Linked DNA regions of Homo sapiens: region 2 is linked to region 1. Evidence: chromatin loops called from intact Hi-C (ENCODE). Cell type or tissue: ascending aorta. All regions are shown on one strand.

Region 1 (8,000 bases):
AAATAGCTTAAATGGTCATTTCCTCATGTTAATCCTGTCTCCCATTCTGTTCCTTCGTGATCTCTCACTACCCTCTCCTTTGCACTGATTTGAGAGAGGGGAACCAACACCTGAAAAAGGGAAATGAGAGGAAGGGGTATTTGTGGACTGTGATGGACGTGGAATTGGGGAGAGTCCTTGAGTCCCCAAGTCACTGCTAAGTAAACAGTCAGACTCTCTGCTCCTTCTGGTTGAGCTGTAACTTTGGGCAAAGTTACTTCTGCTTTGGACTCATTTAACCTTTAGTCTGGGGATCCCCAATCATGTTACTGACATTAATTCCTCTATCCTCACAACAACCTTGAGTTGATGGGAAAAATAAACCAAAACACAAGATCTTATGAGCTACTGGAGTCCACTGTGGTAAAATGCAAATAATAAAGTTTTCTTTCTTATAAGAATTTATCTTCACTTTACTGAAGGGGAAACTGAGTCACAAAGGGTGAGAATAAATCAATTTCATATTTGCCATTCACTCTTTTATTTCATCAATAATGTTTTAATGTTATACTATTTTTCCTTCTGGAAATCCTTATTATGGTCATTCTCTGGATGGGGAAACTGAAGCACAGAGTAATTACAATGTATCGCCTCAAGCTAGGCCTCATAAAATAGTGCCTAGATAAGAAACTCTTCCAGAACCTAAATTCTAAAAAAGAATTTTGTCCTGAGAATTAGATTCCTACCCAAATCTAAAACATTAAATCCCCACTCAAAGCTTGCGAAATGAGGTGAAAATTGCTGTAAAGTTTGAATTGTTGGTATTAAAGAACAGTGCGAGGTCTGGGATGGCAGCAAGCGTAATCAACATCCTTGAGCTTTGTAAAGGGTTTCAGAGTTTACAAGTGCTCCACAGCTGCTATTCATTTATGTCCTTATCAGGGACATCAATAGCGTCCCCTTTTAGAGATGAGAAGGCTGGACCTCAGAGGTCAGTGGCTTGTCAGAGAACAGAGTTAGCAAAGGACAGAACTAGGACTGAAACTCAGGTCTTCTGAATCCAAGTTTAGTGAAAACAAACTGGGGGAAAGAGGTCACCAGCCTTTTACTGGGAGACTTAGTGGAGACTGAGGGAGGAGACAGAAGCTCATCAGCATCAGCCCATCAGCATACATGATAGCAGAGAAGGAAATTATCATCATGAGACATCTCAAATGATGACAGGGAACTGCTCTGGGCAGTGTGAGGACCTACTGACTGTGGCTGTAACCCCTGAGGGCCTGCAATCTAAGACAAACCCACTAGGAAGAACAAATACTTCTGTGACATACAGATGGTAGAATAAGACAGTCATCTACTACAAGAGTAGAGAGGAAAGCATTCACATCATATACATGTCCAGGTTAGTTTAGGGTGTGGAGCATATAAATGAAAATGGGGTCAATAAAGAAGCACAAGCCAGGGAAGAAATGCACACGCTCACACACAACAATCCAGAAAGGGTTTTTCCGAAGAAAAATACTTTTAGAAATTATTTCCTTTCTCTTTTTTTAATTTAAGAAGCAGTGAAATGGCTGTGCTGTGGTGACAGTGGAATTGAGAGCATTAGATTTAGAACAGAAACTTATTCTAGACATATGGAACAATTGTAAAGATGGGCGGGAAGGGGGTAGGAAGGTAATGTCAGTGGACAAAGACAGCTTTGAGCAAGTGGAAATTCAAGAGAGATTACAACCTGTCTTGACTTTTATGCTAAGTGTCTTAAGTGTTTCCACCCCCACGCTTTTCAGAAAGCTCATGCTCTCCCTATTTCAGGAACATGAAAAATCTCCACGTTTTGAAAACCTGTTTGCAGCAGATGGAGAAGGCAGCAGTGCCATGGTGAAGGAAATGGTGGATAGGGGCATTGGGTATGCTGCGCCATTAGTCCCTGGCCATCCTAATGTCCCCAGATCCTACCACCACAAGAGAGGATCCCAGCCACAACTCATTTATTCAGACCCACTAATTATTAGGTAATCTCCAGTTGCCTTCATCAAACCCAAATTCACCTCTAGAGTTTCAGGCCAGTGATTAGACTCTTAATGTAAAAACTTAATGTTGAGTTCTGCTGGAATATAAACATTTCTCAATATATCAATTTAGACTCCAGCCAGGTAGAGAGACTTGTTTATCTCTGTTGATTGTGTTTACTCAAGACATCCTTTGTGACGTTAATTAGAGAAGCAGCAGCAGAGAACCCTAGGAGTCTGGCTTGAGTAAAAATATGCAGAAAGAGTCCCTATACTCTGACTCCTGGCCCTTTGTAGAGCACAGGCTCCTTGGAGTCAACCATGCTGGCTCTAACCATGACCATTTGAGCTATGAGCCAAAGATGAGCAATTTCAGACTTTCAGAAGAAACTACTCATTCCCGATCACCCTGGTTTCTGAGTTGTAACAATTACTAAGATTTGCATGGGTGGTATGAGAAATTGAGGATTCTCATAAGAATGATTCTTATGATTATTATCTTTGCCAACATTTTTCATCTGCCATATTTAAAATATACCATTCTCTGTTCTAACCACTCTACATGTATTAACACATCTAATAACAATCACATCAGTAGATACTGTAGGTATTATGTTCACATAGATGAGGAACTGACACAGAGAAGTTAAGTCACTTAACTAAGGTCACAAAGCTAGTAGATGAAGGCACAAGGACTTAATTTCCGTTTAGCCGAACCCCAATATTTTAAAGGAATGTTCTAGCAAACATCTGATATCTACATGTAAGTTGCCGTTCTAGGTACCATGCACAAGATGCAAAGAATATATAGACAGTTCCTACAAAGAGCTAGTGGACTAGTTGCAGGTATCGGTAACCCTCTCTATGGTGTTTAAGTTCTGCTCCTTATTTTGTTCACCTACAGAGTAGGAAGTTCTAACTAGAAAAGACACAACAATGTTATCTTTTTTAAAAAACAGGTAAGGTAATTTTAGGCCAGAGGGAGCCAATTTACTAATTAATTTATCAAGAGCTACACAGTGACTAGTAGCACATTCAAAACTGGAAGCAATTTTTGTAACAACTAATATCTCCAAGTCCCATGTGGCAGAGACGGTGCAAAGGTCTTACTAGAGCAGAGGTACAAAGTTTTGATCCATTTGATCAAAATTGATCTTCAATTCTCCTTCAATCCCATCTCTCTTCTTCACCTCCCCCACGCTCGTATTTATTCTAAATTCTTTAACCTTTACTGATCCTCACTACTCCCTTTCTTCTGCCTCTGGAGTGAAACTATGCCTGGACACCACTCAGATTTACAGGGGTGGGACTGCAGATAAAGCTGAACTGCTTGAGATTCTTTATCCTTAATGAGCCTCTAAAGGAAGAAAAAATCATGCTTTGGACAGACAAATTGCCCGAGCAGGAACAAAAGGTAAAACCAAAAGGGGACACGCGTTTTAATGACTTAGGGAGAGGACTTGCAAGCTGCTTAGACTGGGACGAATTAAGACTAAATGCAGTGGGGTGGGAACTAGCGGGGAAGCGGTCATGCCCCCCAGTCTTCCCAGGGAGGAAATGCCAAAGCGACGTGCTTCAGAGAAAGCTTTGCGGTTTCTTTCATACGTATATGAAAGGGCCCTTTCTTAAAGGGTAGGGAAATTGCGTCTGAAGTCTGCGGGTCCCGTCTTCCCATTGTGAGGGATCCCCACTCTGGGAGGTCGCAGGGCCCATTTCTGGAGAAAGACGGGCCGCCTCTCTGTTGTGTGGGAGAGACTGTTTCCCGGCGCCTGGGCCTTCCTGTGGGGTCTGCGAGGTCCCCTCCCCCGGGAGGTGGGACCCCGGGGCAGCGCCTCGCCCCGCAAAGTCCGTTCTGCCTCACGGCGCAGGACTGGCGGGGGAAGCGTATAGCAGCTCAGCACCCCCTCGCGCCGCGTCACCCCTCGGCGTCTGGAGGACCCTGGCCCAGCAGCGGACCGGGCCGGCCGCCCGCCACGAGCGTGCGTAACGTGCCCCCGCAGCGTGACGCACGGGCCGTGCCGGGGCGGATGCGCGGGATGCGGGCCGGGAGGAGCGCGCAGGGGGAGGAGTGCGGGCGGAAGTCGGCGTCTGCTGAAAGGAGAAAGGAAAGGGAGACGCTGCTGGGTGCGGCGAGGTGAGGCTGGGAACCGGCGGGAGGGCGCCTCCTCCTCCCCCGCCCTCTCTGCTGAGGATGGAAGTGACGAAAGCAGCCGAGGAGGTCACTTCCTGCTGGGGTGGATGAGGAGGAGCCGGAGACGCCGCGGAGGAGACCGGACCGAAGACGGACCGTGCCGGGAAGAGGTGAGTCCCGGCCTCGCCTCGGCCGCCGGGGTGTCTGGGTTGGATCCGGGACCCTGGCGGGGACGGCGTCCCTGGAATCGGGGCCGGCCGCCAGGCCGCGTACCCACCCAGCTGGGCCTCACCCAGTGCGGGGGGCGGGGGAGGGTGGGATCCCGTGTCTGTCTGAGGGGCGACAGGGACCCAGGGCAGCGTTCATGCGGTGGCCCCGCGCAGCCCTGAGGCCACGGTTAAGGGAAGCCCGGCCCGGGAGGTGAATGGCAAGGAGGTTCTGGGGGCTGTGGAAGCCAGGACCCGGAGCTGCTGCGGGAAACCCGCAGCGCCAGACTGTGCATGCCTCACTCTTCGGGGAGTGGTCGCGATCAGAGGAAGGGCAGGGGTCCTGTGGTTTGCAGAGTTGAGACGAGTGGCCCTACTTGGATGGAAGTGTCCTTGCAGTGAATATGCGAAAGGCGTGCAGAGGCGCCCCAGGGCTCCTGGGAAAGGGACTTTTATGGGGAAAATTGGAGAGCTGGAGTGTCAAGAGAGGGTTTCCTTGTCAGGTTATCGTTGCAACGGGATTTGGACCCCAGGGTCGTGATGGTTGGAGGGAGTTCTGTGGCAGGGTAAAAGGCCTCGCGATCTGACAGCGCATCCTAGGAGTTAAGAGTCCAGGGCAGCTTCCTGGAGCAGTGGGGAAATTCGTGTTTTTCCTCCCTCATTGTCACTAAGGTGGAAGAGGAAGCTCCTGCCTCAGCCCCGGTGCCTCGTTATTATGTATCTCGTGTGTGTGTGAGAGTGTGTGTGTGTGTGTGTGTGTGTGTGTGTGTTTTTCCTTGTCTGCTCCTTCCTTTGGGGTGTTTATCTTGTCCTCGGCCGCTAGTAGTTTTGTAGACTGACACTTGCTGGTCTCCTTAATGTGTTTGGTGAGAAAAAATATTCAAAAGATCTAGAGAAATCCTAGGTTAGGTGAAATTTCCAAGATAAGGAATTTGTCCCTACGCGGGGGCCACTTAGGCATTCTCTCCAGATGCCTGCTAATGTGGATGCTGAGGGCCTGTCATCCACCCTGGGGAACAGCGAGGGTAGATCTGCCCTCCCTCCATGTCCCTCTGGCAGTTTCACCCCTCCCTCCTTTTTGCTAAGTGATTAACACAAAGCTCCTTGCTGGGAGGAACAGGAAATTTATTGAGGAACTGTAAATCTGGATGGAATGAATTCAAATCGCAGCAAGACTCCTTCCACTCACTGGCCAGAAGGGCTTCAGAAATGCCTGCTTTTCACCCCTTCCTGTTAAATGGAGAAAATGTATAATTTTTCTCAAAAAATTTTTGAGAGTTTGTGTGTGTTTTTTGAATAGAGTAAATGTACATATGGTGTGTTTACTTCCTGTATCCCAGGGTATTTTTCAAGGGGGAGGGAGCAGTTTGTGGCTGGGAAGAATCTTCCTTCTATCTCACATAATTCAGTAAAATAAATCAAAATCAGATGTTCATTCTTGAGTGGGAATCAGATGGATTTGGGATTTTTTCATCCTTTAAACTGGTACATCTTGGTGAACTCAGGCTTGTGTATCTTGGCATGTGGGCTTGTCTAGTAATAGAAGACAAACTGTTTGACTTGTTTTGGCTGCGTTTTTGGACCCATTTCACTGTACCTTCCTTTTTTATTTTTATTTTTTTACATTTGAAGGGTTGGTCAGGAGGAGGAAAACAAATATTAAAGACAGTGTTTACACTTTGTGGTTTAAAGTCAGGTGAGAGATAATTATGGCTTTTGAAGCTGATGACCTGAGGCCCATCATTTGATAACTTGGGGAGTAGCAGTTTGGAGGTGACATGTTTGAAAGAAAGAGAGTTGCATACGGAAAGAAGAACAGGGGAAAGGAAGTTTGGGGAGAGACTGCCAGAAAACTTTTGAGAGGATACTAAATAAATAGCATCTTAAAGTAATTGTGTGGCTTGTGTCTCTCAGCAGGCGGGTGAAAATGAAAGCCGGCTGTAGCATCGTGGAAAAGCCAGAAGGAGGTGGAGGTGAGCAGAAGTTAATCATCTCTGATGTACCTGGAAGCTTCCCTCAGTGGTTCCTGTCCTCTCCACTTGAGCTCTGTTCACAAATGTCAGACCATGACTGACACTCTCTTGGCTAGGTGGATACTGGCAGGACAGTTGTAGGCTTGTTTCCTATGGATGTATATTTAACATGTCTGGTCACCACACCCATATCCTAAGCTTTAGAGTCTCTTTGCTGTCAGAGACACAGTTCCAACCTTAGGGAAAAGGAGTTTTCAGCTGTATTTTCCTGAAACATTAGTTTATCTTTCCTGTTTGTTCCCTTTAGCACTTTTATGTCCTCACAGAAAGTAGGTGTATTTAGTAATGTATGAAAAGGTCAGCTTAGGACATCTGGTTGCTGCTGCCCAACTCTTATCAGATTTAATGATTGCCACAAGGATAGGTGACTTCTCTGTGCTTTCCTCTCCCCATTGTGGTTAGGCCCAGCTGACTGAGAGTACTTACAGCATGTTTGCAAAGCACTCTAGATTCTGAGCAGTGGAATGTGCAGTTGGGGTTGCTGGTATGTATGTACCTACCTCTTAACTAGCTTAATCTTGACCTTCTCACATGAAAGGGTATCAGTTTCCTGACTGGGCCTACAAAACAGAGTCATCCCCAGGCTCCCGGCAGATCCAGCTGTGGCACTTCATCCTGGAGCTGCTGCAGAAGGAAGAGTTCCGCCATGTCATCGCCTGGCAGCAGGGAGAGTACGGGGAATTTGTCATCAAGGATCCAGATGAGGTGGCCCGCCTCTGGGGCCGCAGGAAATGCAAACCACAGATGAATTATGACAAGCTGAGCCGGGCCCTCAGGTAAGGAAAAGGATTCCCAAATCTGTGTTAACAGATTGGAAGGAGACTAAGCTGTTTGGTGAATGCTAGATAAAAAGGGTATCAGGTAATAAAAGACTACACTATCTTAGTGAATAATGTGTCACTTTAAAGTGGGAGTAGAAGAGCTGTTGAATGTGAGTAGCATAGGCACAGGAGGAGAAAAGGCATATCTTTGGTTATACGTAGGAGGGGATTCCAATGTGGCTGGCACTGGATCCTGACAGACAGCTGATTCTGCTCTGTAGTGGGCGAGAGTATATGGTGAAACATGGATTGGAGTTCATTTATAATCCAAAGGATTAGTTTAGACTTCTCTATTAGAATCTGTTAGAATTTCTTTCTTTGGGCTTCCCTGAAAGAAACTTAGAAAAGGATGAAGCAAGTCACGGGAGGAAGATTCAGTGATACTGACCTATCTATTCCGGAACTGTGTCTGTGAGCTCAGGTTGTCCATAGCCTGCTGCAATATGTCTAAAGATTGATCACTATAAGTTTTCTCAGGTTCTTTTTTCCCCTTGTCGGTCTTACATTTCATAGTCCTTTAGCCCTCAAGGGGCTAGAAGGCAGTTTATGACCTCTGCTACTGCATAGATGTAAGACTAAAGGTTCCAGATAATTGAAGTTCTCCTGACCTGAAATGTAAACTCTGTACAGTGGCTTTGCTGTATTCTTTCACATCCCTTTGAGTCTTTGAAGGTGAGGCGGGCCACACTAGCTGCTGTTTTCCAGATCAGGGCATGCCATTGTTTGACCTGCCACCATAAAACAGTTGTACATTCCTTTGTCTGTCTTTTGAGCTTAGGCCTCCAGACTAACCACATCAGGTCTCCCTAGTGATTTGT
Region 2 (8,000 bases), 92 kb after region 1:
TCAGCTATTCAATCAAGCATTGAGTTTCTAGAATCTCTCCCAGAAATAAAAGCTGACCATACCCACCTACCCACCTTTTTCTTTGCTTCTCACTACTTAAAGATAATCAGGTATGAATTCTAGCCTCAATCTATCAATTAATGGGATTTCATGCAGATCACCTAAAACTTCTCTGTGCCATAGTTTCCTTAACCTTAATGTAAAGACATAACAACTAGTGCCCTACCTATTCCCCAGGATGTTGGGCAGAGAAAAGGATTCATCTATTGATAGAGTTCTGTGGGAAAAAAGTTCAAAGGACTATGTTCATTTAAGGCAGAGGTGTCTAATCTTTTGGCTTCCCTGGGCCACACTGGAAGAAGAATTGTCTTGGGCCACAAGTAAAATACACTAACACTAACGATAGCTAATGAGCTTTTAAAAAATCTCATAATGTTTTAAGAAAGTTTATGAATTTGTGTTGGGCTGCATTCCAAGTTGTCCTCGGCCACATGTGGCCTGCAGGCCCCAGGTTGGACAAGGTTGTTTTAAGGTAACGCTCCCTAAGATTTATCCTGATTTTCCTGCCCAGCACTCTATAGCTTACAGAGCCCAGGCTTGTTCATATTAAATCCTTACAAACTGCAGATGGCAGTTCACAAAGTTATCTAGTTCTCCGGACTCCTAGTCTAGTCTAGCTCTTTCCATTGATCACCAGCTGCCTCCAGATTCCTACAACCCAGTCTGTCTAGGACACAATCTAATCTATTTTGTTTTTTAACCTGAGACTTGCAGTTTACTTAAATGGCCAACTAACTTCAGGGAACTCTATCTTACTAAAGCCACCCTCATAATCTTCAAAGTGGAGTGTTCAAGGAGATGCTTGAGGAAAATACTTAAGAATGCACTCATGGCCGAGGCGGGTGGATCACGAGGTCAGGAGATCGAGACCATCATGGCTAACACAGTGAAACCCCATCTCTACTAAAAATACAAAAAATTAGCCGGGCGTGGTGGCGGGCGCCTGTAGTCCCAGCTACTCGGGAGGCTGAGGCAAGAGAATGGTGTGAACCTGGGAGGCGGAGCTTGCAGTGAGCCAAGATTGTGCCACTGCACTCCAGTCTCGGCGACAGAGCGAGACTCCGTCTCAAAAAAAAAAAAAAAAAAAAAAAAAGAATGCACTCATAATAGTATTTAATTATAGCAAAAATAATTAGGTTTTACTAACACTAATGACATGGCATTCTCACTCAGTCACTATGTCAGAAGTCATCTGTCACACACAGTATATGAGGAGGTTCCAAGAACCAGAGGTAACATCACCATTGACGTTCATTTTCTTCATGATGTACGCCACCCACCAGACAAAAACAAGCCTGTTAACTGCTACAAACTTTACAATTCTTTGTAATGACAGAGAATGACCATGAAAATCTTTGCTGTGCAGATTAACAATCTCCTGGGGAAAGCCTAAAATGAAATACTGAACATGGAGGAGATGCACAGTTTTATTTCAGTGTTCTATGATGAGAAATGGCTGTCAAGAGTATGCTACCTAGCACTTACTTGCAAAAACAAAAACAAACAACAAAAACACCGCTTAATCTGTCCCTTCAAGCTGTCCCTTCAAGGTTAAGATGACAGTCTATCTACGAGCGAGGAAGTCACTGCTTTTCTAAAGAAACACATACTTTAGGAAAAAGTATTTTGAAGACGGATGACTGGAAATGGTTCCAATATTGTGATTTTTTTAATTACCAAAAACAATGGTTTCACCTATCAAAACCTTTGCACACTGAAAAATTAGGAAACAGAATTTGAAAACCTATTTTTTAAAGTTAAATGAAATTTCTTAATGGCTGGAACCCATTTGTTAAGAATATAAAAATGTAACACCTTCCAATCATTCAAGAAGGATTGACTTAAGATATAAATTTACTAGTTGAATTTCAATTAGAAGTCTTTGCATTGTTGATGAATGGGATTGGAAAATAAGTATCATGATTTAATAAATGCAATCAAGGGCATACTTCTTCTGTTTGAATCTACCTATCTTTGGCAAGCATCTTTTCCAGTTATGACAGCAATTAACTTTCACCAAAAAGCATGATTTAAAAAATGTTCATTTTTAAATTTCAACCTTTTAATATTTCTACACTAGGCAATGTTGTATAAGATATGTAATAAAATATATGTAAATACTTGCTTTAAAAATATTACATATATTAAGAACACATTATCATTATTATTATCATTTTGAGATGGAGTTTCACTCGTCACCCAGGCTGGTGTGCAGTGGCGCAATCTTGGCTGATTGCAACCTCTGCCTCCCGGGTTCAAGCGATTCTCCTGCCTCAACCTCCGGAGTAGCTAGGATTACAGGCGCTCCCCACCATACCCAGCTAATTTTTTGTATTTTTAGTAGAGACGGGGTTTCACCATGTTGGCCAGGCTGGTCTCGAACTTCTGACTTGAGGTGATCCACTCGCCTCGGTCTCCCAAAGTGCTGGGATTACAGGCGTGAGCCACCGCACCTGGCCAAGAAAACATTATTTTAAAATGTGTGGCAACCAGTGGTCTGTCACCACAGAGCAGTGTCCACATTTGAGAGCATCATTTTTGCGGGTAGTATGGGAAAGAAAGACACAATTAAGTCAGCAACAATCTAGACTGTGCTTCAAATGCTGGGCAGATCACCTGTTTTGGGGAGTTCTGGCCTAGGGGTTGGTGGAGACAGGGTGAAGGAAGCAGGTTCTTTTATTTGCCAACCTATACCTGATATACATTAAAGGGAAAGTTCCTGGTTCATAGTAGGTCTTCAACTGATGCTTATTCGTTTCTTTTTCCTCTTGCAATTTGCATATCTACCACTTCTAACACTGGTGAGGTCACTCCAGAGCTCACGAATGTGTATAGATAATTTACATATACATATCCACCCCCTCCCAGAACAATCCAGGTAGTGTGAAAGGAGAGAACTTATGCAAACACCCCACTGCCTGCAGAGTATTTTACAATGGCATTTACCTAGGCAAGAAGGCAAAGTCCACTCCCCAATCCTAGTGAGAGTTTTTTTATTTTAATAATTTTTTAAAAAAAATTTTATTATTATTAGTTTTTTGAGACGGAGTCTCGCTCTGTTGCCCAGACTGGAGTGCAGTGGCGCAATCTCGGCTCACTGCAAGCTCCGCCTCCCGGGTTCAAGCGATTCTCGTGCCCTAGCCTACCGAGTAGCTGGGATTACAGGCACGCGCCACCACGTACGGCTAGTTTTGTATTTTTAGTAGAGGGGGGGGGTTTCACCATGTTGGCCCAGGATGGTCTCGAACTCCTGACCTCAGGCCCCGCCTCGGCCTTAATGATTTTTAATCATAACGCTCGGCACCTTCTGACAAATGTCACGTTACTTGTAAAGATTTAGAAACTGTGATTCTATGAGAGGGGGTTATGAAAATAGAATTGCTCTGGAAAGGCTCTTCCATAGAGTTCAAAGACACTTCACACAGCCTGCTATTAAGATGCCCAACCCAACCCGAGAGGAAACAGCGAAGGGTCTTCCCCCTAAGTCGGTGGTATTAGAAGTGGGAAGGACCACAGAAACGGGAGGAAACAGTTAAAAGAACTGACACCACGAAGGAGGCCGCAACAAATGTTTGAAAAATAAGATCAGAAGAGAGGTGGAGAGAGGGTGAGCCGCAGCTGCGGGCGCCGGGGTAATGCCGGTGGACGCAAAGAGGTAAACCTGCACCCGTGGGCAGGGGCACGGGGCGCGGGCACGGTGGCTGGGCGGGCAGGGGGTAGGAAACAAAGGTCGGCTCCCGAGCAGAAGTCAATAAAAGGGGGAAAAGCAGCCGAGGAAAAGCGGCGAAAAGGCGGCAGGGGTGGCGGTGGCGGTGGCGGCGGCGGGGACGGCGCGCGGTGCCTGGCGGGGTCAGGGCCGGGGTCGCCCGCGGGCCGGGCCGGGGATCCGGCTGAGATGGGAACCCGCTAGGCCGCGCCGAGGGGCAGGGCCGGCGACTGAGGGGCCGCAGAGGGGACCGGCCGAGGAGCGACGGCAAAGGGTTGTGGGGGGCAGGGCGCGCAGGGAGGCCGGGACAGGGGCGGGCCGGTCGGCGGGAGTCGCGGCCGCGGGAACCGAGGCAGGGAAAGGCGGTCAGCTTCCCGCCCCCGCCCCCGGCCGCCGCGGCGTGAGGGGAAAGGCCGGCGGGCGGCGGGCAGCGCAGCGAGGAGGAGGAGCCTGCGGCCCCGCCCCGCGGGAGCGAGGGAAGGAGAAAGGCTCGCAGGGAAGGAGGGAGGGAAGGGGGGCGGCCGGCCGGGCCTGCGCCCGAGCGAGCGGCGAACCGAGGGGGAAGGGGCCCGGAAGGAGGCGAGCGCGGCCGCGACGCCGGCAGTCGGACGCCCGCTCGTGCCGGCCTGCCGCAGCCGCCGCAGCCTTCCCTGTGCGCCGAGCCTGGCGTCCCGAGCGGCCGCGAAGGCCGGAACACGGCGGTCGGGCGCGGGGCGAGCGGCGCCGGGAGCCCGAGGCCCGGCCGGGCGTCCTGCGCGAGGCACTGCGGGCTCCTGCCTGCGAGATTAGGCGAGGGGCGGAAAGGGAGGCAAGGAGAGGCCGAGAGGAGACAGGCGATCGGATTTTCCAGGAGTCTGGTGTGGAAGAAAAACCCACCTCGAACTCAAATCCACAATAATAATCCGAACGAATAATAAGGGAGCCGTCTTTCTGGCCGGGCGAGAGAGAGGGAGAGAGAAGGGGGAACGGGAGGAAGCGAAATCTCCGTTTCATGGAGGCTGAGGCAAGAGAAAATTTCGGAGCCTGGATGTGGAGGAGCCCAACAGCAGAACTAACTCAGGAAATTGTCTTTCAGAAAAAGGCCGAACGTAGGCTGGGTCTGAGAATCAGGCTGGGGTAGGTGGAGGAACCTGCAAGTTTAAAGGAAAAAGAAAAGGAGAGAATATTTTCAGAGATTATCTCTGGTTTGTTATCATTACTACCATCTTAAAGGTAAAAAGCATTGCATTTCAGGTGTTCTTTGATTTTTATTTTATTTTTTTTTTTGGTGCAATTGGCTCATTTAAGAATTTCAAAACATTTAATGTAAAAGCTTTTTTTTTTTTAAGGAAGTCCATAAATTTTGGTTCCCAGGGTTGCACTGGACTTGGAAGGAGTGCTGTTGTGTACATACTATTGTATGGTTTTATTTATTATTTTACTGTACAAATCAGCCGAAAGAATTTTTCCAAGTGCCATTTCGGATTTATTAATCCTTTTTTTTTTCCTTTCCTCAAAGATATTTGCTGTTGTCATATTAAGCATTGGAGACTAGAAAATTACTTTCCCCCTTTGAGCTAGAGGGTCTCTTGCCAACAGAAGGACAGCTGAGAAAGCTGGATTTAAAGGATGGTTTTATCTGTACTTTGCAGTTAACAGTGATATTTTGAAGGCACATTTTTCTGTGATTCATTTTTTTTTGGCCATAGTGCTAACCTTGAAGAGATTCGTGGCTGGGTTTTTGGTTTCTGAGAAGGTCGTAGTTTTTCCTCTTTTCCTTTTTTTTTCTTTTTTCTTTTCTTTTCTTTTTTTTTAAAGCGGGGGAGGGGAAGAGGGGCTGAGAAAGGAAATCATGTTCACTGGTAGAAGTAGAGTGGAGCATCAGTTACCAGGGTCCTGAGAGCTGGAGGAGAAAGGATTCTATCTTCAAGTTGGGAGGCCCTCCTCTCACCTTGCTCAAAAATTGCAAGCGATTCAATCCTGATCAAGACACCAAAGCTACAGGATTCTGGAACCGTGGAGACACCGAGAAACCATGAGTGTAAGGTTACCCCAGAGTATAGACAGGTAGGTTTGCTAATAATTTGATTTTTCAACATTGACTAAAGGAAAGACTGGGAGGGGTGGTGTTGCATTTTAATAAATGGTTGAAAATAGGGGTCTGGGTGGGCTATGGGAATTGGTGGGCTAGGAGCATTAGTCTCTGGGGACTGTCAGCCTATGTGGTTATGTGCAAAAACATAGCTCTTGATTCAGCGTCTTTTGAATATAAGCAATAAACAGTGAAGCCAGGAGAGGGAAAGGAGGAGGATGTGCTTCCAGTGGCTTTTGACTTTTGCCAGGGTAGAGGCTGAATTTGAGTCCACCCAACTTGCTAGTCTCAGGTGGGGGCAAGCCAGTCTTGTGAGCTCCTAGGGTTGCACTAGGGGGACTGGCTTTAGGTGTTGGAGCTGCTGGGAGAAGGGCCCTGGCAGAGGCGTGGGCCTCCACCAGGCTGGTTGGTATGGAATGGTGGGGCTTGGTGACGGGGTGGATCCCATTTCTAGAAATGAAGAGGATGTTCTTGGCCTGAATGATGGGACAGAAACATCCTTTGCACCCATGCAAGTCTGGATTTTTACCAGTAGCTGACATGGTCCCAAAATGCATAGATCACATTAGAATTTCCTCTCCTCCAAGCTTAGAGTTTGAATTGAGACCTGCCAACCGGCTGATGCTCTAGGTTTAATCTTCCAAGCTGTTCTTAATAAGCTTGACTCTGCAAAATGGGCCTTCCCTCTGCCTGGAGCCAGAAGAAATTGTTTTGGGCTCGTAGGCCTGCTGGGCAGCAGCACTGGCCCTCAGAGTCTGAACACATGACACCCCTTGCCCCAAGAGTCTGCCCAGCCACCTCTATCACTGGTAATGTTACTGTGTGGTTGCAATTCTTACCTCCAAATGATTGGTACAACTTTGTAAGGTGTCTGCCTTTTCCTTCCCTCCCCTACCCCTCCTCAACGCTTCTCCCCATGAGAACCTTGCTGTGGGGGGTGTGTTTTGTGGGCACTGCACACATCCTAACTGGATAGATGGGTGGTTGAAGGACTGAACAAGCAAATGAAAGGACTGGGCCTGGAAAAAAATATTATTGGAGAGATAGGGAAGAATATTTGCAAGGGAGCAATTGTTCCCTCCATGCCCAGTCCACCTTCGGTTATCCATGCTAATAATAATTTCCTTTTGGTTGTGGAATGTGGCCTAAAATGCATATAATCTCTCTCTCTCAAGCACTAATCTCTGTATTGCCTCAGAGTCCCATTTAGATTAGTTCAGCAGTCCCTAGATGGGAACTGACTTGGCAGTGGAGAAGAGGAGGCAGACAGCCACAAAGGATGTACGGCCAGTTCAGACCTCCTTCCTCCTTTCTGTTGGCCTCTCTGCAGTTTGACCCTTGGAAAGGGAGAACTGAGGTGTGTCAAGGTGAGGAATTGGAATGGTTTACATGGCTGCCCTTCTTCCCTTTTCATCCTCTTGGAGTTTGAGAATTAGTGCACTTGCCTTTTTAAGATTTGGATGGTGAACTCTTTCTGGTAAATGCAAGGATTTGAGAAGATGGGAACCCAAGTTTTGGGGGCGTGCAAGAAGGAGGAGGCGGTGAGCCTTCCTGGGTTGATGTGAGACACTCCTGGGGGTTTGGATATCCTCATAGATAAAAATCTCAGGATTTGCCCAGCACATTACAGTTTCCTAAGTGCTTTCGTAGAACATATCTCATTTGAATCTCACAGTGGTTCTGTGTGAGGTAGACAGAAGCATCAGAGGTTATTATTCATGTTTCACAGAAGGGGAAACTGAGGCTCAGAGAGGCTACCTGGCTTGCCCAGTGCCATCTTGCCTGGCTAGTGGCAGAATCTGGACTCAAAGACTCAAACACAGGTCTTCTGAGTCTGAATCTGTAGCTCTTTCATTGCCCCATCATGTCTAACTAGGCTTCTGTACTGGTCCTGTAGAATGTGTGGGGCACCGTTTTCTCCTTTCTCTTTGGTAGTAGGGTAAAGTGCCCGTCAGCAGTCAAGGTCTTCCCTTCTACTTTTCTGTCTTGGGGCTCCTACCTTGGGGGTTCAGTCTTGGGGCTCATACCTGTAAGTCCTATAGTTAAAGCACTATTTTCTCTTGTAAGATAGTGCAGCTTTGCAGGGTAAGGGTATTCCTCACCTCCACCCTGCCTGATTCTCTTCCCCATTAAGAGTGGTAGGACTCAGATCCCCTTCAGACA

The links. A loop is a pair of places that touch in the nucleus more often than their neighbours do. Peaks named below come from ENCODE experiments on the same cell type or tissue, not always from the same donor. Only the 100,000 strongest peaks of a DNase experiment are listed, where the experiment ranks them.
Region 2: a loop joins it to region 1, with 3 times the contacts of the local background. A loop is called at or near these places in 7 of 110 quality-filtered maps.

Annotation. Positions count from the first base shown.
Region 1 is chr1:157,134,608-157,142,607 of GRCh38, reverse strand. It overlaps ETV3 (ETS variant transcription factor 3), which reads left to right and starts at 4,213. Exons shown (of 5, transcript NM_001145312.3): 1 at 4,213-4,292; 2 at 6,243-6,301; 3 at 6,900-7,137. The coding sequence starts at 6,256. RefSeq lists an enhancer at 3,149-3,754 and silencers at 3,686-4,055, 4,106-4,441, 4,286-4,475. In ascending aorta, no CTCF peak of the experiment used is centred here; a DNase peak (open chromatin) is centred at 4,157; H3K4me3 peaks cover 3,288 bases; H3K27ac peaks cover 2,118 bases.
Region 2 is chr1:157,042,111-157,050,110 of GRCh38, reverse strand. ARHGEF11 (Rho guanine nucleotide exchange factor 11) reads left to right here and starts at 4,369. Exons shown (of 41, transcript NM_198236.3): 1 at 4,369-5,812. The coding sequence starts at 5,781. LOC102724222 (a long non-coding RNA gene) reads left to right here. Exons shown (of 3, transcript XR_426851.4): 3 at 1-11. RefSeq lists a silencer at 4,159-4,458. In ascending aorta, no CTCF peak of the experiment used is centred here; a DNase peak (open chromatin) is centred at 4,210; H3K4me3 peaks cover 4,688 bases; H3K27ac peaks cover 1,992 bases.